Linked DNA regions of Mus musculus: all the other regions are linked to region 3. Evidence: chromatin loops called from intact Hi-C (ENCODE). Cell type or tissue: heart. All regions are shown on one strand. Region 1 overlaps Rin2 (Ras and Rab interactor 2). Region 2 overlaps Rin2 (Ras and Rab interactor 2). Region 3 overlaps Rin2 (Ras and Rab interactor 2).

Evidence for each region. A loop is a pair of places that touch in the nucleus more often than their neighbours do. Peaks named below come from ENCODE experiments on the same cell type or tissue, not always from the same donor. Only the 100,000 strongest peaks of a DNase experiment are listed, where the experiment ranks them.
Region 1: a loop joins it to region 3, with 4 times the contacts of the local background. A loop is called at or near these places in 5 of 42 quality-filtered maps.
Region 2: it touches region 3 in a loop (2.5-fold over the local background); 5 of 42 quality-filtered maps call a loop at or near these places.

The regions. Positions count from the first base shown.
Region 1 is chr2:145,830,882-145,834,881 of GRCm38, forward strand. All of the region lies in intron 4 of Rin2 (Ras and Rab interactor 2), which reads left to right. Among named protein-coding and RNA genes, the nearest start is that of Rin2, 47 kb to the left of the region's middle. In heart, a CTCF peak has its summit at 2,071; DNase peaks (open chromatin) are centred at 1,750, 2,170 and 2,608; H3K4me3 peaks cover 509 bases; H3K27ac peaks cover 1,866 bases.
Region 2 is chr2:145,809,090-145,813,089 of GRCm38, forward strand. The region is part of intron 2 of Rin2 (Ras and Rab interactor 2); the gene reads left to right. Among named protein-coding and RNA genes, the nearest start is that of Rin2, 25 kb to the left of the region's middle. In heart, a CTCF peak has its summit at 1,756 (motif pointing right); a DNase peak (open chromatin) is centred at 3,952.
Region 3 is chr2:145,885,856-145,889,855 of GRCm38, forward strand. It overlaps Rin2 (Ras and Rab interactor 2), which reads left to right. Exons shown (of 13, transcript NM_028724.4): 13 at 1-1,761. The coding sequence ends at 68. All of the region lies in intron 2 of Gm39954 (a long non-coding RNA gene), which reads right to left. Among named protein-coding and RNA genes, the nearest start is that of Gm39954, 6.3 kb to the right of the region's middle. In heart, a CTCF peak has its summit at 2,340; DNase peaks (open chromatin) are centred at 2,316 and 2,696; H3K27ac peaks cover 2,095 bases.

The sequences.
Region 1 (4,000 bases), 55 kb before region 3:
AGGGAGAGGAAGTTGGGGAATTCCAGGTCAGTGTGGTTTTAGAAAAAAAATGAGATCTGACATCCCTTCATTAAAGAATTAATTACACAGGTGAGACTAGCTTGCGATTACAAATGCCCCAGAGAGCCATTCAATGTGCCTCAATTCTTGTTATCTAGGAAAGTTCTTTTTCCAAGGAGCATTTAAATTTTCTTCTCTTGATTACTAACAGTAGGAATGTATATTGTGAAGAAAACATACCTTAGAAAATAAAGTGATGCACAGTGATGCATAGGTTCTTCCGGTCCCTGGGGATGCTGGGACAGGAGGATGGGGACTCTGAGATCTGCGGGTGCTACGAAGAAAGCCCTATCTCAAAACAAACAAAACAAACAAACAAACAAAAACAGCTCAGGAGGGGGGGCAGATAACAAGTTCAAGGTTATCCTTGGCTACAGAGTAAGTTAGTAGTCAGTCTAAACTACAGAAGGCCCTGTCTCAAAAAACAAACAAAACCCAAACAAACAAACACACATGAGTTCACCTACAGAGGCAAAACCGGGTACTGTTCTTGTTGTATTGTATAAAAAGATAAGAGAGAGAAGGAATATGTTTTGGTGGAGGTGTAGTCAGGTATGGAGGAAGGGGGTACCTCCACGGGCCCATGCTAAGGTGACCCTTTCCCCTGAGGGACCAGCCACTCCTATAGTATAGAATAGAGTTTATTTAGGGCATGGGGAGGGGAGTTAAGAGGGTAGTAGAGAGAGAGAGAGAGAGAGAGAGAGAAAGTAAGAGGTGGGGGGAGGGGAAAGGAGGAGAGGGAAGGGGAGGGGAGGAGAGAAAAGAGAAGGATGGCATGTGGAGGGGGGGGGAGGGGAATGGAGAGAGAAGGGGAAAGGAGGCGAGGACAGGGAAGGAGCCAGAAGGCAAGAGCAATAGAGAGCAGAGGAACAAGCAGCCCCATTTATAGCGAGTCAAGCACACCTGGCTATTGCCAGGTAACTGTGGGGTGGAGCTTAGACAAAATGCTGACATTCTATCTCTTTGCTGTTTTATCTCAGCAGTGTGTAGTCCCCCATTTTTGTCTTACATTACTAAATATATGAAATGAGTGTTTGTCAACTGACGAGGGTGTTTTTGTTTTGTTTCTTTTAACATTCTGGTTCTGCTTTGGGTTTGGGGTGTTTGTGTGGGATGGTGTTTTTCTTCATTTGTGTTGCTGTCATTGCTTGTGCTCCGTCAGCATCTATGTTGTTGATCTACTCTTAGATCCTCCTACTTCAGCTTCCCTAGTGTCTGCGACTACAGACCTGTGCCAGGGCCCTCACTGGAGTCCCTGTTTTAACCAGTGGCACCATTCTGTGTCATGGTTGGCGTCTGTGTCGACAGTAGACTTTAGCCACCTGAGTGTAACACTAGCAACACTCTAGGGCTAGATTCACTTCATACCTTTATTTTTCTTTGTTCTTAAGGATCAAGCCCATGGCCTCATGCATCCTGCTACGGAGGCAGGTGACGACTACTACTATGCTGTAGCCCTGCCCTGTTTTATCTGACAGCTTTGCCTCCTGGCTAACTCCGCTCTGCCAAAGCTGTGTGCTTAGTTAGAATTCTGCTGGCGAGTCGGTCTTGCTAAGCAATAGCATCAGCGTCGCACAGCCGGAAGCACTTAAGTCGTAGAAACCACGCATGTAGGGATTGCATGCCTGTCTGTGAAGCTGCAGGCTGGGGGGTAGAGCCAGCTTGGCTCCTCCTCCTGCCTGAGCTCAGCTCCAAGGGCAACCAAGACAACAGGCTCTTTGTTTCCATTTCTTATTTTTACAAGAACAAATGAAAGCCTTTGCCAGGGCTGACTCCATATCTGGCCTTTTCATCTGGAGCCGAAGAGGAAGCTGCAGAGTGGGATTGCCCCCATCACCGTTCCACCCCTACCCCACCCCCAGTCTTTCTTGTGTAAAAATGGCTGCCCTAGGTGACACCATCAGGTTTTGTCCCCCAATTCTCAGTACTTTACTCCTGGGCCTCAGGAGGCAACAATTTTTAAAAATCAAACGAAATCCTTTAAAGAAAAATGTGATTTTTTTTTCTTCCTCATAAATATCCCCCTGCTGTTCATCAGTAGAAATCACTTTCAGGAAGTTGCAGCTTCCTCCGGCAAGAAGCAATAGCCCTCAGCCACATGGAAATCAAATCCATACCCAAAATATAGTAGGGTTTCGTTTTCCTTTTAGAGTTTGAAGGGATAAGAGGTCTTCAGGGAATTAAAGCGGTAACATGTAGGAGGCTGGGAAGCTTCAGAGGTTGAAAATATGGACCCTAATATAATGTAATATAATATAATGTCCTTGCCTGCCGTGCTCAAGGCTCTGGCTTTGACCTCAGTACCACAATGTGAACAGAAAGGCAGCCACAACTCAGAAAAGTGGGCCTGTGTGGATTCTGGGGGGGTTGGTTTTTTTTATCCTTTTCACCTCGAATAGGAGTTAAGTTGGATGGCTCAACTATCTCTCCCAACTCAGCTAAATATGCAGGGATTTTACAAAATTGTGACTCTCCGGTCCTAGGCCATTACCCTCCCCTCTGTGTCTTGGCTAGTAGGTAGAAGGTCCCTCAGGCCATCTGCCAACCTTTGTGCTATAAGCCAGACTTGCACACTAGAGTCTTGTGTCATCAGGAATACATCTGGGCCTCCTTTCGCCTCCAGGCTTAATGTTACCAAGAGGGTTTAATTTAGCCTTGAGAGTCAGGAATTGCTGCCGTGCCTGGAGGTGTTAAGCAATCACCATATAGCAACTAACCAGTAGGTGTTTTTGAAATTGAAGGTTTCTGGGAAGTTTTGTGTTCTTGGCATATGTGTGAGGAATTGTTATTTATGCCAGAAATATTTTTATCAGATGCACTTTTTTCCTGTATGGGCTCTTTATATTTCTTCATAAGGAACCTATATTTTTCCCAAAAGAGTTGACCCTCAGCCCAACCATCTGTCACACACCACCACCACCCACCTCCCAAGCCAAAGCCCGGGATTCATCTCCCACTAAATGTGGTCTCTGATTGGCCACTGCCGGCCATTTTGCTATAGGATCAAGGATCTTCTAATACATGAACAAAATCATGGTAGACACAAGACTCTATCCTCTGTCCAGTCCTTAGTTCTTAAGATGGCCTGAGCACTAACCTCTCAAAGCAAGAATCCTGGACCATCCCTTGAGGCACTCACATGTACCAGGGATGGGTTGTTAGATTTCAGATCAAAGAGAACTCAGGAGAAGAATGCTAAAGCCCTTTTGGTCTGTGTTCAATGCTCCACCTAGTATTGTTTCTCCAAGCCTCTGTCGGGGTGCCTGCTTTAACTGAAGGGTTATTCTCATCAATGCTATCTATTTTCTGGTTTCTCTTGTAAGCCTTAAGCTCTTTCTCCCAGTACTGCAATAAGCACTCTGTATTTGGCAACTTTAGACAGAGTGTTTGTCAATGGTGTCCTACTTTGTCCTTGCAAATCGAGACTAAATGTTGTGATTGGCTTTATACCCTAGGACTAGAAAGACTGTAAGAGGAATCCATGAGCAATGAGGAAGGAGCTGCTAAAACCTCAGAAGTATCACTCTGCAAAGAATGAGGCTGCTTCCTGCCCAAGGCCCCAAGATGGCCAAAGGCATGACTACCTTGACCATCCATTTCCAGATAAACACACAAACAAGAACCCTTTGTCTCCTGAGGCTAGAACTAAGCAGCCAGAGACTTCTTATCTGAGCACCTGGATGAGGGAAGAGCTGTGTCTAAGGTTGAACATAAGGATCCCAAAGTGAAGCTCAAACCAAACACGCAAGAACGTCTCCTCTTGCTCAGGAGCAAGGACTATCCACCTACTACCTCCCACTCAAGCCTCTGTCATGCCTGCTCTGGGCTGACCCTGAACATGGTTCATGTGAGATCAAAATGTGAAGGGGTAATGCTTTGGAGATGTATAGACAGCAGTGAGGAGATTACAGTAGCTGAAAGAGATGCGGGGGTGGGGGTG
Region 2 (4,000 bases), 77 kb before region 3:
CTCAGTGCATAGCCTGTGTTCAGTGCATAGCCTGTGCTCAGTGCAGGTCCTGGACTTCCTGCACGCCAGAATTGTAAGAAATAAACCTGTTGTTTATAAATCACCCCAACCTCAGGTACTCTGTTATAACAGCATAAAACAGTATGTTGCAGATTATTTTTTCTCACTAGTGAGAAAATCAATAGCTTTTTGAAAAGACTTATATTATGTGTTTAAGTGTTAGGCCTTATGTGTATGTCTGTATACTCTCTGTGTGTGTGTGTGTGTGTGTGTGTGTGTGTGTGTGTGTGTGTGTACTCGCACACACACACACAGTGCCCATACTGTTTGGAAGAGGGTGTTGGATCCCTTAGAACTGAAGTTTTGGGTGGTCATGAGTCACTATGTGGCTGTAAAATCCAGGTCACCTTCAAGAGCAGCAAGTGTTCTTAACTGCTGAGCCATCTCTCCAGCCCCAGATCAACAGCTTTGTTTTGTTTTGTTTTGTTTTGTTTTGTTTTGTTTGTTTGTTTTTTCGAGACAAGGTTTCTCTGTGTAGCCCTGGCTGTCCTGGAACTCACTTTGTAGACCAGGCTGACCTCGAACTCAGAAATCCACCTGCCTCTGCCTCCCAAGTGCTGGGATTAAAGGCGTGAGCCACCACCGCCCGGCCAGATCAACAGCTTTAAGAACTGTTTCCAAGTAGCAGAAACTATTAAATGAAGAGTCAGTGGAAGACCAGGGTCATAGTGTCTTACTGCACTTGGGAGACTGGGGCAGGATGATCTTGAGTTAGAGGCTAGCCTGGGCTAAGCCTCTAAGACCTTGTCTCAAAAACAAACAAAAATCAACCACATAACACATATAAAAGGCAAATATAATCAGTGCATGAAAAAATACCCCCCCTTTCTTCACAGGTTTTGTCCCACCCCACTTTGCCCCTTTCTTATTCCTGAGCCCTCTTCCTCCCCTCCCTACTTCTTCCTCTTTCCTCCCTTCCTCTCTCTTCCTTATTTCCTTGCTTCCTTTTGTCCTTTTCTCTCTGAGACATTATATCCCAGGCTGGCCTCTAAGTTGTAATTCTCCTGCCTCAGCCTCCAGAGTGCTGGAATTACAGGCATGAATCAACTGTACTGTCTTTTTTTTTTTTTAAAGATTTATTTATTTATTATATGTAAGTACACTGTAGCTGTCTTCAGACACTCCAGAAGAGGGCGTCAGATGATGGTTGTGAGCCACCATGTGGTTGCTGGGATTTGAACTCCGGACCTTCGGAAGAGCAGTCGGGTGCTCTTACCCATTGAGCCATCTCACCAGCTCCAACTGTACTGTTCTTAAGAACAGCATTTTGAACTGGTTTTAACATCCTCTGCAAGGCAGCTATCTACCAGGATTGATTTAACAATTATTTAACCAGTGATTATCTAACATTTATTTGGCCCATAAACAGCACAACTTTATACAGTTCAACCTAATGCTTAAAGACATATAAGAAAATAAAAAAACAAAAACAAATTTTATGATGTTCTGTTTTCTACTAAACAAATCCTGGGTGGTTTTTGGATCGTTCCCAAGCTAGAATCTGGTTTTATAGTCTGGGGCTTTGTCCAAAGAGTCAAACAAATTGATATTCCAGGTGGCACCGAGTTTGACTTGTTGATGCCCAGTGGTAACTCTGTGTGTGTTTATTAACTTTGTTATTTATTTTATGTGTATGACCGTTTTGCTTACATGTCCATCTGCATATCACTCATATCACTAGCAGTACCCACAGAGGCCAGTAGAGGGCATCGGATCCCCTAGACCTGAAGTTACAAACAGTCTCGAGCTGTGAACCTTACTCCCACCTACTAGAGAAGCAGCTTGTGTTCGTAACCACTGAGCTGCATCTCCAGCCCCACCCCACCCCTCAGCCATAAAACCTTTTTTCCAGTTTTGCATTGTTCTTTTAACTATACAAGTAGGCTCTGTGGGCTGAACTGATACATTGACAGGGAACCTTGATGTTAACCCTGAAACTCCTCAAGCCGCTCTCTGAAGGGGTTTGTCTGAAGCCTGGAAAGACACCGGAGCTATCAGACTAGATTTTTGTTTCCTAGGCTTTGTGTTTCCCCAAGGGTGCCTGTGCACTACGCACATTTCCCCTTGCTCAGGCTTCTGGTTCAGCCACAACAGGATGCCTCCCAAGACCCCAGGTCACGCCCACAGAAATGAAGGCACTGGATTGGGGAACCCAGAGGCAGGGCAGATTTGGTAAATCCCAGGATGCTAGTCCCCCCTGCACATGGTGTGTCTGTCACTTAACATGACAACCAAACAGGTCACTAGAACTTAGCTCATGCAACCTCGGACCTCTTCATCCTGAGCTTTGTGAGAGCATCAATCAGGGCGTCTCAGATCTGAGCTTTGCAGGATTTCCGAGTCTTCCAAGGTGTGTGCAGTCCCTGGTGATCTGTGACATAGAGTTTAAAATTAGAAATAACTTGAATTTGGTGGAACACAATCATTTATTGTTCTTCCTCATTGTAACCTAGAACCTTATAACATTTTATTTTTCTTTATGATGGGTCTCACCACATACACAGCCCAGGCTGGCCGGGAACTCATTATGTGGCCCATTCTAGTCTCAAAGTCAAAGATCTTCCTGCCTCTGCCTTCAGAGTGCTGGGATTGCAGGAATGGCTCACTATGCCTGGTTTATGAACACTTCGTAAAATATAAAACAACAATGAAAAATACAAAGTCAAGTTTAAAACACAATTGCTAAAGCAAACCAGTGCTGTAGAAAGAGTGAAAACATATAGAAGTCCATTCTTCAAAGTGCTTCTGTTCTATAGCACATCACTGAACCTGAAAACATAGGCATAAGCAGAAAGGGGAGGCCACTGGCGTGTCTGTGGGCCAGGGCTCTGGCAGTGATACTGAGTCTGTGATATGCCTAACCATATTCCCCGCAGCCTCCACCATGTTGATGAGCCATGGCTGGCAACATGGAACCATCTTTGTTTTCTCTGACCTTTTGGCACATGAGGCTCACAATGTATTATCAAGAGGAGCATGCTTTAAAGCAAATGGTACCACAGTGAGACCTTATATTGTGGTAAAGGGAGCAGACCTGAGCATAATGCTTTAGGAAAAACTTTTTAACTTAGCTTACAAAACAGCGCGTTTCACTGTCACAATAAATGTACACACACACACACACACACACACACACACACTTTGTCCATGTTACCCTCCACTATCTTCCCTTTTACTCCTCTTCCCATCCAGCTAGTCCCTTTCCTCAGCCCAGATAGTTCTCATCCTGGTTTCATATCCCATATGTGTATAGGGCTATGGATGGATAGATGGATGGATGGATGAATGGATGGATGGATGGACAGATAGACAGACAGTTCTAGATTGCACACAAGAGAAACCAAGCAATGTGTAGTCTTTCTGTCCCTCATGATATTCCTATTCTCACCTCACTTCTCCTCCCTTTGGACCTCGCCCTCCTCTCATCATTATCCCTATTTTGGCAGGGGGAGGGGCAGTTGTTTCAAGACAGGTTTCTCTACGTAACCCTGACTAACCTGGAACTCTCTAGACCAGGCTGGCCTTGAACTCACAGAGATCTGCCTGCCTTTGCCTCCTGAGTGCTGGAATTAAAGGCATAAGCCACCAACACATGGCTTCATTAGTGCCTTTTTACTTCATGTCACATGTGTCTGTTCGCGCACAGCACACACACACACACACACACACACATCCCACATACAAAACAAAAAAACAAGCTAACCATCTCTCTGAGTCTTCAGCAGACCCTTTATAGTAGCTATCATAATTTCTCCTACTTCCCCATCCTGCCCAGCTGAGGATAAGGGACTATTCAGAGCTCTATCTCCTCAGTGTCCTGATTTACCCCTTGTCTGGAAGGCAAACAAACAGGGAAGTTAGCAAGAGGAAGCTGGGAGAAGGAAGAGCGCTCAGTTCATTCATGAGGACAGCTCTGGGCTTGGTGAACACAGCTCTACAC
Region 3 (4,000 bases):
ACAAACGAATCAAGAGTGATCCTTACGGGGTGATTTTCCAGAATGGAGAAGACCTCACTCCCTCATAGGGGACACTTGGGACTTCCCATTGATACATCCAAAAAGGGAGCTGAGAGTCTAGCTTTCTGGCTGCCTTGGGTTTGAGCTTAGAAGACAGCCACCTCCTCAAGCATCCCTCAGTTCAGTGACTAAGCCATCCATAGGCTGATTTGGCCAAGGGCATCCTTTAGATACATTGCCCAGATGAGGTAGCTGAGATTTGGGAAATAGTAAGACTCTCATCCAGAAATGGTAAATTGCATTTAATGGTTCAGGTGTCCTGAGATCACTGGTTAGTTAACTAGTTAACCTTAGCCAGCTTCAGGGTTGGCTTACACATCTGTATATGTGCTGAGGAAACACTTAAGGTACAAACTCTTCTCTTGGATTCGATAGCAGCTGTTGACAAGACTGTCCGATGCAGTTCGTCAGGTCCCTCTCAGCTTTGTGGATGGCTCCATCCTTCCCTCTTGCCCTTCTTTTGTCCATCCTTCATCCTATACTTTTTTTTTTTTACAAAGAGCCTTTGTGTTTTTATATATTTCATAGAAAATTTTATAGCAGTTGCAGGTAAACTGTCAGGATTGGTTTTTAAAATATTTTTGTAACTTTTAAAATATTCTATAAGTATGCATGTGATTTAACATTTAATATTTGAAGATAAATCTCTTGCTGGATTTGAGAGTACTGCATTTTAGACGCCTCATAGATAATCTCTCTTCTATAACTGGATATTTTCGGCAAATTTGTGGGGAGAGACTTCTGGTTGTCTTAAAGAAATCCCTGACGCTGGCCACAGGCTGCCTTTGAAAAATCGGGTGTACTGTTGTTACATTGTTGTTACATTGTTCACTTTTAGCGGTGTATTGTTACATTGTTCACTTTTAGTGCTGGTGTCTGTTTATGTTTTTAAGCAATCGAGGCTGAGAATTAGAAGAGAAATGAATGTAGAGAGAGGTAGAGAGAGAAACACAGACTCTAAGGGGGGGACTGAGGAATGTAGTCTGCAGGTTCAGGCTCTTCGCAAGACGTTGGAAAAGGAGTCAGTACTGTAAAATATGTGCTGCGGTGAGCTTTGACAAAGATCTGTTCCATATGCTATCTGCTTTGGGGAAAAGTAAATCAAGGATAACGATCCCTCTGACCCATTTTGTAAGCCGACACTAAGGACATCCATTTATTTGGAGGCAGAAACCAAGTCATGTATAATACGAGTTTAGTTGAGTTCAATGAGATGTTGATGGGGAGAGAATGCACTAAAACCAAAACCAAACCAAAAACAAAACAAAACAAAAAACAAACCTTCTGTATTTGGTTGGGGCATGGTAGAGCTAACATTCACACACTAGCATGCTGGGTTCCATCCTCAGTGTGACAAATAATGAGCAAAACAAGCAGAAAACATGGATGTATGGTGAAGTTAGACTTATGTTGTATAAGATGAGTTTATGGACACACGTATTCCAGAAGGGTCATACATCAGTGTAATACAGATCATTGCAAAACAAAAGCAGAAAGCCATGTTACTATCCTGTGTAAGGATGTTCAGGCATCTGATCTGGAGGACCTCGTACCCTGTACAAGGCTTTTGTTGTCCCAGAACCCTCCCTTGGCACATGCTGGGTTGTGCTTCCTTTTGTAAATGATTTTCAATGGAATTTTGCACATAATACATTGTAATACTGTACAATAATCCTATGTAAAATAATTTTTGCAATATTCTTCAGTTGTCTTTTTTGTTGTTGGTGGTGGTGGTGGCAGCTATTTGTTTGAGTCAGAATATAATCATGTACCCAAAGATGCTGTGCAAGTGTACATGACAGTGGCTGGGGCTTGGTGGCCTCTGCCTTTTACCATAGCACCCAGGAGGCAGAGGCACATGGATCTCTGTGAGTTGCAGGCAAGCTGTGCTACATAGTGAGACCCTGTTTCAAACATCCAGGGGCGCAAACACACATGTGTACGCATGCACACAGTACACAACCATGAACTCCACGTTGATCTGGTAGTTTTGAAGAGCAAATAGGACACTGCTCCAAAGCTTATGGACCAATGGAACAGAAATCAAAAAGCGAAGAGAACAGTTGGTCCATGGCCCACAAGTATTTGCACGATTATCCAGCCCAGTACTTGGCTTAGATGGCTCCAGAGCAAATCACAACTGATCTGAACTCAGAGCCAGGCAGGGTCCTGCAGACAACTCCTCCCTGTCCTTAGGCAACCTCTGCTGTATCCTGGCTGAGAGTTAGGATTGCAAAATCTGCTAGCATCGCAGGCCTGATCCTCTGCTGGGTGTTCTGGGGATTGCAGCCATGCGACTGCTAAGTGCCCATTGCATCCCTGTGGATAGGGAGAAGGGAAGTTCAGAGGGTTTCTGGGATATCCATAAGATAGCTACTTCAGAGACCAGAAGGAAGGCTGACTGAGCTTGCTTTCAATGTTTGGAGCGAAGAGACACTGCTCGCGACATCTGTCCAGTTGCCCTCCCAACTCTGCAAATTTAGACGATGAGGCTGTCCTTAGGCTGAGGTACTCCTCTTAGATTAAAAGCGGGTCACGACATCCAAATTAGGCAGTTCGAGCAGGCCCCGTGAGAGCAGAGTCAGAAAAGCTAGAATGAGCAGAAGAAAACATCACAAGACTTGCCCTGGTTTGTCATTGGGCAATGCTTCCCTGGCAGAGTTTCAACACATGTGTCTTCAGTTTTCCCCCCACGCAGGCATTTCTCACTTCTCAGTTTGTCAGGAAACAGGCCCTGGTGGAGTTTGGATAGGGTAAGAGCAGAGTAAAAATATACATGCTGGACGGAGGGAGAGGAGGGTGCACTTCCAGACCTAAAAATATCTTGAATGGCAGCCAGAGGAAGGAATTTTGTTTTTGATGTTGGACAGACTGCCAACTATGACCCCCTTAGGGACACAGAAAAAAAAGAAAGAAATGGAAATTGTTAAGGTTGTTTGTATCATGTGGAAGTTACTTTAAATCTACAAGCAAATGCAAACTAAAGGAAGGAAGCTGGGCCTGACTGCTTCCATTCACAAAGGCAGCCTCACTGCCCTAGCAGCTCTGACCTTCCTCTTCTGGAAGAAACATGAAATAAAAGGGGCCTGTGGTGTTTAGGAGCCTGGCTCTACCCTCAGGTGTCTGGGAAGACTCACACAGGTGGGGATCTGTCTATGTGGGACACGTGGTGTAATTGCCCAGAAGTGTCTGAGAACAAAATGGCGACTCTCTGTTTTCAGACCATTCGAGTATGGGTAAATTTGAGACCCAAATGTTGTTTGCCATTTGGTGATCCTTAGTCGTGTGGGGAAGATGACCTTCTCCACAAGTCACATTACAGTGCCGAATCACAAGCAGATGGCGGGAAAGGAGAGGGAGGGAAGAACTGGCATTTGTTTCAGGAAACATGTTCCATACTGAAAAGGGTCTGTGTTTTAGCATCAATGAGTGGGTAGCAGCTGGCCCAGACTTCCACATGAATATTGACTCTGTTGGGGAAGGAACCATAGGGAGTTTAAAAGAACAAAACAAAACAAAACAAAAAGAGGGAAGCATATTTGGAGTTAGGAGTGTAGCTTGATAATACAGGGCTTGTGTAACATACTCTTGGTCCTGTGTTCGATACCCAGCATGCACTGCACACGCACGGCTACCCACCACTCCTCACTCCCACCTGTACCCCCCACACACACACACACCCACCAGGAACTCACTCAGAGATCCGAAGGGTATCAGTACTCTTCATTTTACATTTTGTTGATGTCATTTGATGTTTAAGACAAGTTTCACCATGTACCCTAAAACTGGCCATAAACTTGCTGTGGTCCTCCTGTCTCTGACTCCTGAGTCAGAGACTTTGTTTTCTTTTCAGACTAAGAGATTGAACCCAGACTAGATAGGTGCTTTACTATTGATCCCCACCCCAGTTCAGTCCAGAGCCAATACTCCTTTGTTGTCA